Linked DNA regions of Mus musculus: region 2 is linked to region 1. A link is a loop called in an ENCODE intact Hi-C map of the cell type or tissue named here. Cell type or tissue: heart. All regions are shown on one strand. Each heading gives the region's core, and the rest is flanking DNA. Links, peaks and the distances in the headings are about the cores only. Region 1 has its middle 29 kb from the start of Gm33897. Region 2 has its middle 11 kb from the start of Btg1.

Evidence for each region. Peaks named below come from ENCODE experiments on the same cell type or tissue, not always from the same donor. Only the 100,000 strongest peaks of a DNase experiment are listed, where the experiment ranks them.
Region 2: it touches region 1 in a loop (1.9-fold over the local background); 4 of 42 quality-filtered maps call a loop at or near these places.

What each region holds. Positions count from the first base shown.
Region 1 is chr10:96,683,007-96,691,488 of GRCm38, forward strand. No RefSeq gene overlaps it. Among named protein-coding and RNA genes, the nearest start is that of Gm33897, 29 kb to the right of the region's middle. In heart, for the core only: no CTCF peak of the experiment used is centred there; a DNase peak (open chromatin) is centred at 4,075; H3K27ac peaks cover 1,183 bases.
Region 2 is chr10:96,623,810-96,632,291 of GRCm38, forward strand. No RefSeq gene overlaps it. Among named protein-coding and RNA genes, the nearest start is that of Btg1, 11 kb to the left of the region's middle. In heart, for the core only: no CTCF peak of the experiment used is centred there; no DNase peak of the experiment used is centred there; H3K27ac peaks cover 1,105 bases.

The sequences.
Region 1 (8,482 bases), core at 85-8,084:
TCCCTTCTGGGAAGAAGAGAGAGGCTTATAAGACTTGGGAAGTTAAGGAAATGCATGAATCTCATGGAGTTCGTGAGGTTGTCAAGACTCAAGGAATTCAATAGGAAACAGGATTAACCCTGCCCCTTCCCAAGTATGTATAAAGCAGTAAACAGTGATTCCACTCACCGATGGGGTTGCCTGTAGGAAAGCTCTAGAAATGTCGCTCTTGTGAGTTGTCAACCATGTTGAGGTGGCTTTAGGATCACTCAGCTGCCTGCGAGTCTTCAAGCATCAGGTCCCTGATTCCACTGCTGGTTGGATTTGAGTGGTCTCATTCATTTGTGTGGTTGTACTTTTATTGGGGGTGAACAGAGATGTCCTTAGACAGTTCATGCATCTTTGGAAAAATTACACAGAAATGCATCTCTGAATGTCTGTCCTCCATCCTTGTAGGTAATTGATAGCTCCAATCTCATTTCAGGTACTTCCAGGCACCTAAACCATTCACTCTTCTCCAAGAGGAAGTCACAGAGGTAAAACAAAGCCATTAAACTGGGCTAAGCCAGCTGTTTAAAGACTGTGCTGGGGTGTGGTAACCTGCAAAATGCCTGCTCAAGACTGGGCTCCACTCCATCATATGTGGGGAAGGGGCTCACGAGGCTCTGTCCCTTTCAAAGGAAATATTGGCAATTCTTGGTTGGTGGGGTTGGAAGATAGGTATCATTATCTTCAGTCGTATAGACAACTGGAAAGTTTCCCAAAGACCCGTAAATAGCCTTGCATCCATGTTTGTCCAAACAACCCTAATTAAACTCCTTGGGCCACACAAAACCTAACCCCCAAAAGCATGGTAACTGTGTGACAGGGAGGAGGGGGAGAGGAAGGTGGAAGGGGAGGGGGGAGGGACAGGAGGAGATAGAGGTAGAGGGAGAGGGATATGTGGGGGAAGGGGGAGGGGGATATGGAGGTTAAGGGGAGGGGGAGAGGGAGGTGGGGGATGGAGAGGTGAAGCGGGGGACCACAGGTGGAGGTGGAGGGAGCCCTTTTATTTTTAGGATGAGGAAGGGTCTCAGTGGGAGATGGATGAGAGAATGATGGGAGCAATGGACAAAAACACATTATATACACATTTGAAAGTGTCAAAGAATAAAGGAGTGAATAAAAAACAAGACCAAAAAACCAAACACACAAAGGTCAGTGCTGCGTTCTGAAAGTATCTACTGCCAGCAGAGGATCAGGATATAATTAGGATATTTGATGTTGGCTTTGAACTGAAGGATCCATTGGAGGTAAAATCTGCTTCTCCAGATGCTATGGGCTGTCTAGGTGGAGTTTCAACTCAAGCCCTTGAACTCAGTTCCCAGATCAAGTTAACAGTTTTTGTTTGCTTGTTTTTTAAATTAAATTAAAAGTTTTTTTTTTATTTTTTATTTTCTCTTAGGCCAACAGGAAGAATCAGCCACTTTTTTTTTTAAATGTTGGAAAGTTCTTAAGGCTGTTTCTCTAAAATTAGAAAAGTCAGGATTATAGACACAGAAATCTGAGGGAACCTCGGGCCCTACTCGAATGTTTCTCTTCCTTGCTTTACAGGTGCTATATGAGTAAGGAGCGAGAGAAACAAAAGGTGTGCCCAGGAGATGACCTTGAGGAGAACTATGTGTATCAGTCTTGTCTTAGGGTTTTACTGCTATGAACAGACACCATGACCAAGACAACTCTTATAAGGACAACATTTAATTGGGGGTGGCTTACAGGGTCAGAGGTTCAATCTGTTATGATCAAGGTGGGAACATAGTATCCAGGCAGGCATGGTACAGGAGGAGCTGAGAGTTCTACATCTTCATCTGAAGGCTGCTAGCAAAATACTGGCTTCTAGGCAGCTAGGATGAGGGTCATGAAGCCCAGACCCACAGTGACATATCTACTCCTAGGCTACAACTATTCCAATAGGGCCTTACCTTCTAAAAGTACCACTCCCTGGGCTGAGGATCTACAAACTATACCAAGTCTCCTGGGGCTGCTCTAGCAAAATACCATAAACTTGTCAACTGAAACAACAGAAGTCCATCATGGGCTGGAGAGCATCTATCCAAGGTTAGCTCAACCGTCAAGGCTGCAGAGTGATTCTTCCTAAACCCTATGAGAATCAGAGAGTCCCTTCTGGCTTCTAGTGGTTTGATGTCAATTTTTGGGTTTCTTTGTTTCTCAGACCTGTCCTTCCGATGTCTACCTTCATATTTACTTGGGATCCTTTCTGCGTATGTGAATGATCCTCATCACCGACTTCCCAAGCTCCATGTAAGAGGGCTGGGATTTGCTGTAGTGACCTCATCATCAGCTAATCACTTGCATGGGTGGTTTATCTAAGCAAAACTAATTCCACAACTTGTAAAGTTAAGGTTATCAACATATTTTAGGTTGGAGCTAGAAAAGGTCATTAGTTTTCTTTCTTTCTTTCTTTCTTTCTTTCTTTCTTTCTTTCTTTCTTTCTTTCTTTCTTTCTTTCCTGTACTCAGATGTGTATATGAAGACAGTTTCTGTTTGGTTAGGTCACAGCGTGAAGTTTTCCTTTCTTGGAATTCCTATTGATGGGTCCTTTGCCAATTTTCTTTACGTACCTTGCACTCACTGTTTCCATGTGTAGTTATTACTAAGTTTGTCATTTTCAGTGTAGTTTTCTAAAAGTGTACAGCTACATGCGGGACTTGCAAAAAAGATCTACAAATGCAACTCTCACTTCAGTCATGAGAAATTGATTCAAATCCAACAGTGCTTGGGAGAGTGAGAACATAGGAGGTGCTTGGAGTTTTCATTGGGTATTTCAGGATTCTTTATGACAGTTCCAAAACCTGCAGGTGAGTGCACGTACACACACACACACACACACACACACACACACGCGCGCGCGCACGCACACGTACATTCCCTGCCCTGCCCCGCCTCCCCTACACCCCAAGAGATGATTTTTCTAAAAGACATCCTTACAAAGTTTCGAACAAGATGATGCTCTAGGTTCTCTGACATGGCAATAGCTTCCTTTGGGTTCCACTAGTTTTGTTTTTAACTGTTAAAAAGTTTCACACACACACACACACACACACACACACACACACACACTTAGTCATATGACTGTATTAAATGTGCCACCAGCTGTCTGCCAACAAGAGACCCAAAAGAGAAACTGTTATTGGCTTCCCCCAGAGAAACCTCCTTTATCTCAAAGAACTGAATTGCCAGGTGGAATTGAGTAAACTCTGGGGTTGCAACACAACCAAGGCATAAAGTTCACCATCAACGTAAAACAGCCAGGCCAGTTCTGCTTTTTAATGTCCTCTAAACTGAAGGAACTGAGCAATCTAAACAAGGGTGAGGCCACGGCCACGGCCACGGGGGAGTGAAAGCCATGTTATATTGACAGCTAATGAGTGAACAACAGCTCTGTCATCTTTATGTGCAGAAGACAGCTTTGTTTATGTGTACCCAAAGTTTGCTGTGAAATCCCGGCCAAGAAGGGAAAAGTTGTGTGGAAACTGCAAGAGAGGTTGTTTGCTTCTTGCTGGGTTACATGATTCACAAGCTAACAGATTGAGAAAAGCTTTGCAGAGAGCAACAAGTTGACACTCCTTGTTTACTTAAGTAAAGATGCTCTAATACGGGCAAAGTTGAACAGCTTTTGGTTTCAAATCTAACATTGTAGAATGGGAGATAAAAACACCTAAATTGTCTGTTAAGATGAAGTGTTTCTAACCTGTGTATTTATTTACCAATGACCTTTCTCTCCCTTGACCAATGTCATGCAGCCTATATTAGATACAGAGACATGATTAGATATCATTTCTTAGTGTAGTGTCTCACTGGTGCCCACCCATAGCTCAGTATACCAGGATAAGATTCCTGAAGTGTCTCAAATGAATGAACTCTGAGATTTCCCCCCCCCCCCAGTTAGTTTTTTCCAACTGGCTCACCAACAGTTTTTTACCAGAGCTGCTAATGATTAACTAAAGGAATCGCTTGGATGGAAACTTTTTCAGACCTCTCCAGAGTGAGGCTTGCCAAGAGTGGTGCAGGGGGCAGCCAGAATAAGGAAGAGGAGTGCAAGCCAGGAGTCTGCAAAAACACACATGTGCAACTGAACTTCTTGGCTCCTGGACAGAAAGCGCTGTGAGACACCAAAGCTCTTTTTCCCTTTGTATATTTACAGATTCCGAATCCAAACTCACAGCAGTGGACGATGCTCTGCGTTTTCTCAATGATGTTTACTTAATAAGCCTGTCAGTGACTGGCTACAACCTCACCTCAATCACTGCCTCTATTTCAACCATCTTGACCTTCTAAGGGAGAGCCATATAGTGGGGTTTTGGAAGAGGATGAAGAGAAATCTTTGGGGCGGGGATGGGTGGCCAGGGGCAGTGGTGGTTCATGGTGTTGGAACATAAAACACTCTGTGCATGGTATTTCTTTATAGATGTTGGCAATCAAAGAATGTTCCAGTTAAGTATGAAGACAGAAGAGAAGCAAGTTACCCATAACATCTACCTCAAACACTAATGAGAAAAAATTTGCTTTGCCATGTGCTGGTTGTGGGAAGGATGCTTTCGGGTCCTTTCATTTATTACTCCCTTCCTCTGTTGGATCAGAGAGACTTGCTGGGACCCTGGAAAGTACCCCTGGTTTTTGGCAGGCTCAGAATCTCCCCCTATGGTCTTGTTAAAATAGGTCAGCCCCATCTAAATTTTAGAATATAAAATCAAAAATACACTGCTACAATGTGAATGATCAGCTCACTCCAATCTATCACCTATTAAGACGTTGCCATGGCTACCCACAAATCCCCAGCTCCTAGCACAGAACAGGAGGGGTTCAGTGATTTCTTATTGAGCAAATGGGTGATAGGCTGCTTTGAAGACAATTACCCTTGACTTAGATGACTCGCACCCATGTTGACTGGTTGGATAATATGGTTTATGTAGGACATCTATCTATGCATCACATGCCACGTCATAAGGAAATGTTTGGTGTAAATACAGAGGGTCAGATTGGGATTGCTTAGCCTGGTACTTGGGCGGAATGGGGGTGGGGGGAGAGCATGTGATCGAGGTTGGCAGAGAGAGAGACAGAGACAGAAAGAGACAGACAGAGAGAGACAGAGAGAGATAGAGAGATAAAGACAGACACAGACAGAACAGATACACACAGAGAGACAAATAGAGACAGTCAGAGACAGAGACAGAGGGAGAACTACTGTTTCCAAGCAGGTTTCCATCTCCCAGTGGAAGCCATCCTGTTATGAAGCCATCAAGGGCTAACCCTATCATCAGTTCAGAATCTGATTGTCAACACGGACACCCCACTGTAGTGCTTTCTTTCAATCCTAGGTGTTTATCAGTAGAATCACGTTGACAATTAATTAAGATTAACCATTACCAGAAAGGGAGAGACAACTTGTTCAATGATGTAACCTCAGGTAAGGTGCTCACATTCCTACAAATGACTCCTTATTCCTGCTCTAATGACATTCTAATGAAACTCACAGGATCATTAAGAAGAAGAAAGGACATGTGAAGCACAAGGGGCACTGGTGGAGAAGAGAAAAGGGTTCAGTAGGAATGGAAGGTGCCAAGACAAGGCAATAGGGGTGAATGGGATCAAAATACATATGTATGAAAAACCAAGTGGATAACTGACACGTTTAACGATTGTCATGTCTTCTTAAGATTTGTCTTCCAGATGCAGACAGCAAAGAAAACCAAACATGATGGCCAAAGAAGTGAGCAAGATTTCTGTTTTCATTTGAATGTGTCAAGTGATGTTCTCTGAAGCTGTAGGGAAGTCACCTAGACTGCCCTTTGGTTGAAAATGGGAATGTGACTATGCTTCTTGGTAGGCTGTCTTGAGGAGATGTGCTTTCTTAGAATATTCTAGAAGGATCATTTTTTGAATGTGCCATGCCTATACTGAGAGCTCAGTAAATAGGTGATATTTTTATTAATACCAAGGTCATGATTTGAGCTGGCTTTGGACTATATGTGTGTGTGTGTGTGTCTGTGTGTAATTTTGCAGAAATACATATATGTTTATGTTACTTGGAGAAGTGGGTCTTTAACTCTTTGCTTGGCTTCCCCCCCACCTTTCCCCTTTTCGTTTGCTCAGCTCCCCCACTCTTGAGGTGTGTAGGTCTAGTTGGCAACCTTAAATGGACTTCTGTATTTCCCCCCGTGCTTATATTATAATCACAGTTGTACATCCACACACAGAGATGGGGGAAGGTTGTTACTGGTTATTTTATGAGTAACATACATTTTCCATGTCTCTCTTTTTCATCACTCAAAAGTGAGCATAACAGAAACCCCTCAAAATCAGCCCTTTATCTCAGCTGAGCCCAGCTCTGATTATACACTGTGAGGATGAAGTATAACCCGCTCCCACATTTACCATGAATTGACATTGCCTCGCCTCTTCTCTCTCTCTCTCTCTCTCTCTCTCTCTCTCCCCTCTCATTAAATAAATGTCTCACATTAGTGTCCTTTTATAAATGCCTTCCATGCCACTGATTTGTGAGAGTTGCCAGGGAGAGGAATTACAGATTGGAAAACACCATGCAATCTCTAATTTTTTTTTCATGTATACTGCTAAATGGCTTTCTAAAATAATTTTGGCAGTTAAATTTTTCTTAGTTATGCCTGAGCATCCATTTTTTTTATTTGTATACAATTGTATACAGTACAGGCTAAGAAGCATGTGAAAGCTGAGTTCTTTCTGAATGTGTAGTTTTCTATGTCTTCCCACACACATCTGTTTATCTCCAATATGATGCTTATACCTCCACATGTACGTGTGTGTGTGTAGATAATAATTGTGAATATATGTAGCTCTTTTTTTAGATGTACTTCATTTACATCTGCTGGTTCCAGGCCTCTGTTAACCATTTGATCCTGCTGCCAAAGGAGCCAAAAGGTTGTGGATAAGAAGAGAGCTGTGTTCTAGAATAGATTTCAAGTTAACCATTGATCTCCAAACCACCCTTCTAAACATTTTGACCGTGTACAAAGACCAGACACATTTTCCTCAAAGCAAAGCCGTATATTTTCCAGTGGTGATATCTCCTACTGCTCAGCACTCGAGGCCTATAGATAAATTTGTTTGCCTTATTACACTCTAAAGATTCCACATGTCTCCACATGCACCCTGACCGTGTACTCTTTCTATAATAAGTAGCTAGAGAAGGCAGCAGCGAGCCACACTGTTTACCAGAGAAGATAAGCAAGAACAAAAAACAGAGACTTACTCAGGGATCGTTGCTATTCACCCTGGCTGGTTTTCTGTTTTGTTTTGGTTTTTGTTTGTTTGTTTTTGTTTTTTGTTTTATTAACCAGAATGCTGTTATAGTCTCTGGCGGTTCAGAATGGAACCATTTAATAGTTTAATGTGAGATGTAATGTTTGGCAAAGATCCTTCCTTATCCTGGTGCATGTGTCATGTGTTCATGACTAAAGAGTATTGCTGTTTTATGGGTTTTCCCTTCTGTGATCTTTTCAGAGTCTAAGGGAGAGCTGTCTCCCTAGCCCCTCATTCCCCTATAAATCTGGACCCGAGGCAGGGCCAGAAAGTTTTAAGGAATTGATTTTCAGGTGTAGACTTCCTAGCAGGAGACAAGTTTCTTGCTCCAAGGTCAAGCGTGTTCTTTGGCGGCAGCAGGAATGGAGAAGAGGCTGTTTGTGGTGGAAGTTTACTGTATGAAGTAGACTGCCTTTCTCTTTCGTTTTGTATTTAAGAAAATGGACTTGCTTTTCCTTGCCATCAGAATGTCTCAGAATGGCAGAGGGTGCCACAGCAGCCTATGTTAGAAACCTCTACTTGAAACTTCCTGCTAGATGCTCTCTCCACCCACCTTGAAACTACCAGTTGATTTAAGGGAAGGCAAGATTCTGTAAATGCCTGGACTCTATTTTATGTCTTACTTCTGTGTTCCCATGAACTTTGTTTCAATGGCCTTGCCAGGAGGACTTTCCAGGGGTGGGGCTTTGTACTTGAGTCCTTGTGACAAGTCATTTATGCCCTGCATGTTTTGAAGGAGGAGGTGATGGCAGACAGGGACTTTTTTGCTTCAATAAGGGAGTGTGTCTAAATGCCTTTTTTTTTTTTCCTGCACACACAGCTGGTAGTTCCCCGCTGACTGCTGTTTGTTTTGAAGTCACATGGTAAAGGGAGTTTCTGCCAATGTTTACTCATTACACATTCAAATATGACACCCTGACACCCATTCACTGAGCAAGGCAGCGTTGCTATCCATGTCTCCTGCCAGAAACAGAAAGTTTATTTCCAGAATAAAAGTTGCTTTCTTTGCATATGCAGAAGGCTTATAATTCATCGGGCATAATTTGAAATGGCTCCTTTTTAGAATAGTGAAGTTATTTAATGATTTCATGCTTGCATTATTTAAGATGACCACTTGTCTGATCACACAAGAAATATTGCTTAATCAGTGCAAGGTACAAGGAAA
Region 2 (8,482 bases), core at 211-8,210, 59 kb before region 1:
TAGCAAAGTAAGAGGAGTACTTCCTGTTTAAGTATGACTTAAAATTGTGACTTTAATTGTCCTTTAAGTGATAAGTCATTCACCAGGAGCTGTTGGAACAGTACGGTGAGGGTCACCTCACATAGCTTTAGCTTATCTACATCATTGCTTGCATAAAATTAAGTCATTTTTCAGTCAACACATGACCCCAAATCGTTACTGCCAACTCAAAGTCTTGTGTGTCCCTCTGTATCCCATGGTGGCATGCAAAGGCTCTCAGGGACTTTAATGCTGTTAAGCTGACTTGATGAACTCAGAGCAGCGCTTCATTGTTTGTAGCTGTCACACTATAGCCAGAAGTCTCTCTACCTTTCCCCTTTCCATCTAAGCCATCCCTACCTTTTTGGAAAGATGACTAACCAATGGACTATATTTGAGAAGACTCCATAAACGAACATAAGTGTAAATTGGTTAGACATGACAGTTACACCGTAAACAGGACTGAATCTGTTTTGTAGTTTTCATCCATGATAATTTTGTACCCTTGGGTCAATAAGCTAAATGGGTTTGTGCTCCTAGAAAAAGGGCTTGTGAGGCTTGTGATGATCAGTGCCTACTGCCATTGGCTCTTTCACCACCTGGGTTGGATCGACAGGTAGACCAGGACCTTTTATGTTTCATTTTCTGGGTAGAACATTAAGATAGCTTAATTTGCCCCAATGCCAAACATCTAGTATGCCATGTGAACTCAGGCCTTTCTGACTTTGGAACCAGGCACATAGCCATAGGGATATTGCCCTGGGTGATTTGCCTACACTTTGCATGGACTGAGTGATAGAACTTCACATTGCTAATTGGCCATCTCTGGACAGTCTTGAAATGGCCACACCCAGGAGATAACACTGTTTGCTATGAGGCCTCTCTCCTTCTTAGACAAGTTGGCCCTTGGTGTAAAAGGAATATTAGACACAATTCGTCCTTGGCCTGTGTCAGGCTCTTTGGGACTTTGAGCAGTCCCTTAACCTCTCTGAGTCATTCTATATAGATAAATGGGCCTGCTTGTTGACCAGACCAAATAAACAAGCGAAACCACATAACAGGACATTTGTAAGATGGATGTTTGGAATTTGAATACTTTATCATGGATTCCAAATTAAACACAGCAAGTAAGGTTTTCCCCTCAGATGTTCAGTCATAGCATGATTTTGCTTAGAATCCCTTTCTCTTTCTCTCTCTCCCTTTTCTTAATTTTCCTTTCTTTTCTTTTTTCCCCTTTCTTTTCCTTTCTTTTCTTTTTTCCCTTCCTTGCTTCCTTCCTTTCTTCTTCCTCCTTCCCCCCCCCCCCCCCCCCCGAGACAGGGTGTCTGTCTATAGCCTTGGCTGTCCTGAAACTCACTTTATAGATCAGACTAGCCTTGAACTCACAGAGAGCTGCCTGCCTCTGCTGGGCTCAAAGGCACGCGCCACCATCACTCAGCCAGAGCTTAGAGTGTCTTAAAGTCTACGTTAGACAGGACCTGTAAAAATGTACTTGGGCTTTAAAATAGAAGGAAGAGTTGTTCCTCAATTTGGAAGACTGGACCTCCAGATAGCCTAGGCCTTGATCTTTCTTTCACAGAATTTTCTGAGCTAGATTCTTATCATCATGGCTCAGAACTAACTCTTTTCAGTTTAAAAGGGGGGGGGGGGTCCTTTCAGATCCTCGTTCTAAATTGGATGCAGGTTGAATTGAGAGATGGTGTCATTCTACCCGGTGTGTGTAGCAGTGTAATCCCTGCAGAAACAGTTTACATCCATTCTGTGGCTCAATTCTTAGTGGTCCTTGCTATATGGGAGTACACGGACTTTGCTCCATGCGGTCCCTCAGGTCATTTGCATTCACTACACCAAACAGTGCCTCTCAGTCTCTTCCTAATCTGGAGTGGTCTGAGTGCTTCCCTGGCTGCAAAGGAAAGCGGCCTTTTGATACCTTAGCTGCTTGGGGTTGGGTTTCTTCACGTGTAACCAAGTGCAGTGCTTGCTTGAGCCCCCACTAGTATCACTGATGTCCCCTGGCCAGCCATGAAGGAGTCACTCACTGTGGGCCCTTCTGGACTAGACTGCTATCTCTCTTGCTAAGTGAAGATAACCTCACTGAGGAGTGTGTGGTGCCTTGTGTGCCCGAACAGCGCATGTGCAGGCATCAGGCACAGACTCAGCCAGCAAAGTTTGTTGTGATAATTTCTTCTGCCATGATGTAGGTGGAAAAGCCTCACTCCCCACCTGCCTAAATAAAACCTTATAAAACCTATCAGTACTTAGTAGGCAGGTAAAGGCTCAACCATTGAGTTATATTTTTTTACGTAAGAATTTTTATTTATTTATTTATTTATTTATTTGAGGATAGGGTCTCATTGTTGACCTAGCTGCCCTTAAAGTCACCTTACCCCAGACAGACCTTGAACTTAGATCTTTATTTTTTTTTTACTTGTGTGAGTGTGTTGGTCTGTTTGTGGCAGACATGTAGAGGCCAGGGAGCAGCTGTTGGGAGTCCAGGCATGGGTGGCAGATGCCTTTATCTGCTGAGCTATCTCAGTAGTCACTGCTGCTTCTTAGACCCCCTGTATGGAGCAAGGTTTACGAATCAGTCATGTCCTATAGTGGGTAAAATGCATTTAGAAGACTGGGTTTGAAAGTAAATAGAACAAGTTACCTGGCCAGCAATGTTAAAAGTTGTCCTTTGAAATACTATTATGGGCTGGACAGTGGTAGTACATGCTTGTTATCCCAGCACTTGGGGAGGCAGAGGCAGGGGGATTTGTGTGAATTCAAGGCCAGCCTGGGCTACATAAGAGCGAGTTCCAGGACATCGAGTTATCTAACAGAGACACCCTGTCTCTACAAAGCAAAACAAATCAAGGCTGAGAGTGCCGTGACCCAGTGGGCCGGGCCGGGCCGGGCCGGGAGAAGGAAACGCCTGGTAGTTTGCAGAATCTGTACCTGAGCTGCAGTACACTAAAGAAAAGCTCCTGAGGTGGCGCGGAGAGCTGTGTTAATGGCTCCCGATTTCCCAGAGGAGGGACACAGGACCTGAAGTCTGAAAGATGTAAGTGCTTGTCTGGGAGAAGGCAAGCAACAGGGAGCCAGTAGAAACTTCTGGAAGATGCTAGCAACTAGGGAAAATGAGGGAAGAGAAACTGGAGGAGCCAGGCCTATTGCATGGCTAAAGTAGTCATACCATTAGATTGATACGTTTATCAATCCAGCTGTGACTCCTGAGAGGATAAAGGATACCTTTGAGTAAAGACTACCAGCATTGGCCAGGACCTATGGCCACTTCCCCTTTGTAGGCTGTGTCCACAGTATTAACTTTTAAAGGAGAGCAACATCTTTTTGCCTTCCTGAGAATGTTACAAGGACATATGATACCTCAGCAGGTTCAGAATGTACTCAGAATTCCAAGCCGGGGTTGGGGGGTGGGGGGTCTTTCGTGGGGCAGTGAGGTTGTCTGATTTTCCTGATGCAGGTAATGGCTGTCCTGCTTTTTAAAGGTTTAGCAAGAAAAGATAGCTCTCGGCTTGAGCGACGAGATCTATCAGTCATTTTAGCATCACGGTCCTACCTTAGGAAACAGCACAACTCAGATGCCGATGAAGGTCAGACTCCCTGGAACTGGAGTTAGGAAGGATTGGGATCTGCCACACTGGGGTCTGGGAGCCAAGCCTGGCTCTTCTGTATGAACAGCGGGGTGCTCCTAACCACGGAGACCTCCAGTCAAGGTTAGGTTTAAATAGGCCTTGTGTTTGCTTTTGAGAAAGGGTCTCGCGTATCCCAGGCTGGCCTCAGAATCTCTATGTAGCTGAGGATGGCCTTGACTGTCAGTGCCAGTCCTCCTGCTTCTGCCTCAGTCCTGGGAATTCAGGCTCGCAACACTAAGAGCACAGCTGGGATAAACCCCAGCAATCCGCGCGTTCTGGGCAAGCACCCCAAATTTAAGATAACTCTCCTGGGTTCATATTTTTTCCCAACATGGGAATTTCATACAATGTACCCAGTCACATTTCCCTCCCGCCCCTGAACCCTTCCTCCAAAAGGAAGTATGTATATATACATACACACACCAAGTCCAATTGTTTTCTTTGTATTGTTTCAGTATGTGAGTGCTGTGTGTTATATGTAAATATATATTGGGATATATGTAAATATATGTTGTGATCTATGTATGTCAAGTCCAAGTGTGCCCATACACTCATTGGAGCATGGTCAGACTCCCAGTGGCCAACCCCTTAAAGATAACTGAGTCGTTCCCCACCCCCTCATCCGCACCAGAAGCCATCAGCTGTGAAGGGCTACACTTCAGCATCTTTATCCCAATTTTTAAATGGCTCTATAACTTCTAAAGTATGGGACACTCCACATAGAAAATCCACAGAGCTCAGGAAGTTTTACACACTCACGTAACCCACACTCTGATCAGGAGATTGATGGACTCCTCCGGAAAACTTCGCTCTGTGATACTTAAACAGTTGACCATGACGCAGGGTTGTAGCGTCAAGCCTCAAACTGGAGAGGACCTCTTTTACTTCTCCTTGTCTTTCCTTTTGCTTCTGAAACATGTGGCAATGGCTACCCCCAAACATGAAATAAGCTGTCACCAGAAGAAAACCCTTGCTTTCCAACTAGTCATGATTTAGTGGCTGCTCATGTGGCGTGCCCCTCCCATGTTTGCTCTGTCTTAGACCTCGGAACGCAGTCATAGGTTCTGACTCACAAACGGTTCTCTGACTCACGGGCTTACTAACAATTGCTTATTTATTAGTAGGCTGAAACCCGAGAGTCTTGGTCAACCCCGACAGATTGTGATGATGCCAAATTTACATAGTACCTCTCCACACACACACACATCTCTTTTGTTGTCCTATTGTTAATTTTCTTTCTCTAGACATGGTTTCATGCAGCCCAGGCTGGCCTTATGGCGTGGTGGAGGAAGACCTTGGAGCTCAGCTGTGCTACCACACTACGTTTATGCTGTGCTGGGCTGGGATCTAACCCAGGGCTTTGTGCACACTGGGCAGGATCCCAACCCAACTGAACTGTATCTCCAGCCTCTCCGCTGCCTCCTGCTCCACACGCACTTCTGAGCTTCAGTTTGCTATGGTTGCTGCACCCATAATGAGGCAAAGAGAGGTCGAGCCTGTGTGGATAGCCACGACCTAGCCGTGAGGATTTCCTCTCATGTCAAAATTCTCACCACCGGTTGCTAGAGCCGTCAGAATATTGACTCAAGGGGCAGTTGGGAAACCAACACAATGCTAGCGTTGTATGGTATATTGTCTGAAGATTCTTGAGCAGGATATAGACTTGTCCTAAAAGTTCTTGGTAAGAGTGGAATCCACCGAGGGCCAGAGAAAGGCCATGGCTCCCCCATGATTGGAAAGCTCCTGGCTCAGTTAGAGCCTCCACTGGAAGCAGATCTTGGTTAACTCTTCCCTGCCACAGCGAGGGTGACCTGTGACATTAAGGAGTGTGCTTTACAGACATGTTTTTCTCAATGCAATAATGTGAATATTTTCACTACTGGTCTCCTCCCTATGCCCACACCTCCTGAATCGCTCATTCTAGAAATCACTCCGCAGGTCGGAGCGGATGGAAGGATGATTCATGTTGGATTTTACTGGTGAGAGGCTAGCCAGTTACCTGGTTCCAGGGCCTGGGGGATGGCTCTGTACTTAAGAGCACCTTAAGACCTGGGTTTGGTTCCTGGCATCCACAGGGCAGCTCACAACCACCTGTAACTCCAGCTCCAAAAGATCTGGCCTCCTGAGAGCACCGGGCATGCAAGTGATGCGAATATACAGGCAGGCAAAACATTCCTAAGGATAAAATGTAAACAAAACCACCTGATTCACCTGCTTTGGCTACAGGTGGAGAGCAGTAGTAGATTCAGCCTTAATTTTTATGCTTCCCTCTCTTCGCTGTTTTGTTTTATTAAGATTTATTTTATTGTTTTCAGTTATGTGCCTGGGCCTGTGCACGTTTGAGTGCCTGTGCAGGAGGTTTTAGATTTCCTGGAGCTAAAGTTGGTGTGAGCCTCCCGATGTAGGGTCTGAGGATCAAACTCAGGTCCTCGGGAAGAGCAGTATATGTTCTTAATCAGTAAACCAACTCTCCAGCCCCCTGTTTGATTGTTGTTGTTGTTATTGGGTTTTTGCTTGCTTTGGTTTTTTTTTTTTTTTTTTTTGAGTAAATGATTTTTTAAAATGTATTTGTTGGGTGCATATGTTGATGCTGACGAGGGAGAGAGAGAGAGAGAGAGAGAGAGAGAGAGAGAGAGAGAGAGAATCAGTGGGTAACCTGAAGAACTGGGTCTCTCCTTCTACATCATGTGGGGTCTGGGAATTTAACTCAGGTTGTAAGGTCCCATCCTCTCTGAGCCATCTCCACACTCCACAGCCCCACCATTTGCTATTTCCCTTCTGCTGATCTAAAGACTCTCACCTACACGTTCCTAGGACCACAGCTAGCGCCAGCCTTCCTGTTTCCTACCTCCGCCTCCGTTGATCTGCTGACTGCCTGGAATGTGCTAACTATGGCTGCTTTCCCTCGTGACTCTCTCAGACTGGTAAGACCAGGTAGTTGTCATTATGGTCACTTGTACAGAATTATTTAACACCCCACCCTCCCTCTAGGTCAGCTAACCATGATCACTTCCTCAAGTATTGCTTGCTTTGCTCTCCTACCCCTCTCTTCTTCTCTATCAGTTGAGGGCTGGTTATATAGTCCAGGATGGCCTTGAACTAGTAACTGTCCTGCTTGAGCTTCGTTAGTGCTGAGAGTACAGATATGTGCCACCAAATCTGCTACCATCACATGATTTTTATTTTGTGTGTGTGTGTGTGTGTGTGATGTATGTATGGGCATGCATGAGCCACTGTGTGCACATGGAGGTCAGAAGACAGTTTACAGGAATACCTATTCCCCCTTTCCCCTTCTGTGTGAGGCAGGAGCCCTCTTGTTTGCTAGCCCTTGAGCTCCCACCACTTCCCCTGTCCCCCTTAGGAGTGCTTTGGAGCACTAAGTCTAGTTTTTCTATACTGGTTCTGGGGATCAAACTCCAGTCCTCCAGCTTTACCAGCAAGTGCTCCCCCCACCCCCTATGAGCCATCCCTCCTATCTAGGCCTTGCATTTCTCGTGTGTGATCTTATTCGATAGGACATTTTTAATGTCAAGGGTCTACTACTTAGACTGACTCTTTAGAAGATGCTAAAATTAGATTAAAGATTGTACATTTTAAAATATGTATCAAGGGCAGAGCATTTTTTTCTTTTATTGTCATTTGAAGATAACAACAACAACAACAATAATGCCCTCTGCTTTTAGAGAGGAATGTGAAGAATCAAGCAAAATGGCTGACGGGTCGGTTCTGGGACAAGGACATACAGAGTCGTATAGCACTGTGTGTGGTCCATACATTAAAGGCACTCAGGGCATTGTTGCTGGGGTAGGGGTGGGAACAGGTTGCTATTTTAAGTAAAAAGGTCAGGCATGACCTCCTTGAGAAGGTCACATTTGAGCAAGAAAGCTTGGCGACCAAAGGAACAGCTTTGGAGAGAGAATCTGGGGAAAGAAGATTCTGTTCAAGCGATTAATCGAATTCCATCCTCATTCCCGGGCTTGTGATCCCACATCTGGACCCTCTCTGTGATAGTGTCAGCTAACCTGCTTTCTGCCAGCCTTCCCTCCTGATCGTTGGTTTCTGCAGGAGTCAGCACATCTCTGATTACTGGAAAGCCTTAGCAGTAATTTTCCCCCCTAAGCCTTCCTTTCCACTTTGCAGAAAATTGCAAATCAAACCAGACAGCCTGATAAGATGAGGTAAACTTTAAAAAGTAATTCTGATTCCTTTAAAGTTCGACATCTGCAATAAATATGAAATGAGATTTACTGCTCGGGATAATGATACAAGCAAGGGAAGAAAACAAAAACCGTGTCTCGGTAACTGGAAAATTCAGTTATCCCAAGAAATCTGTTCTAGAGCATCCAGGATTACAGTAAAGGCTCTTGTTGTCATCTCAAGACCTTGGCATTCGTGTGTATGCGATAAGAGTAAGGGTACATCGCCTTCGTCATACAATAAATAATCTTGGAACACTTAGCTTCTCTTTCGTTTATTAGTGGCTATGTGTGTGTGTGTGTGTGTGTGTGTGAGTGCACATGCCACTGCAAGTATGCAGGTCAAAAGACAAATTTTGTGACCTTTTCTTCCACCTTCTATAGGTTCCAAAGATCAAACTCAGGTTGTCAGGAATCTTTACCCTCAGAGCTATCTCACCATAAAGCGCCTTCTTAAGTTACTGGCAGGGTCACATGGCCTATTGAGTTACAGAGTTTCAATGTTAAGATTTGTCTATGTGCATATTGTTTTATTCTTGGTTCTATTTTTTTCACGGTTAGAATTTTTTGTTTTGATTTAAAAAAAAAGATGTATTTCTATTTATGTGTATGCAAGTGTATCTATGCCAC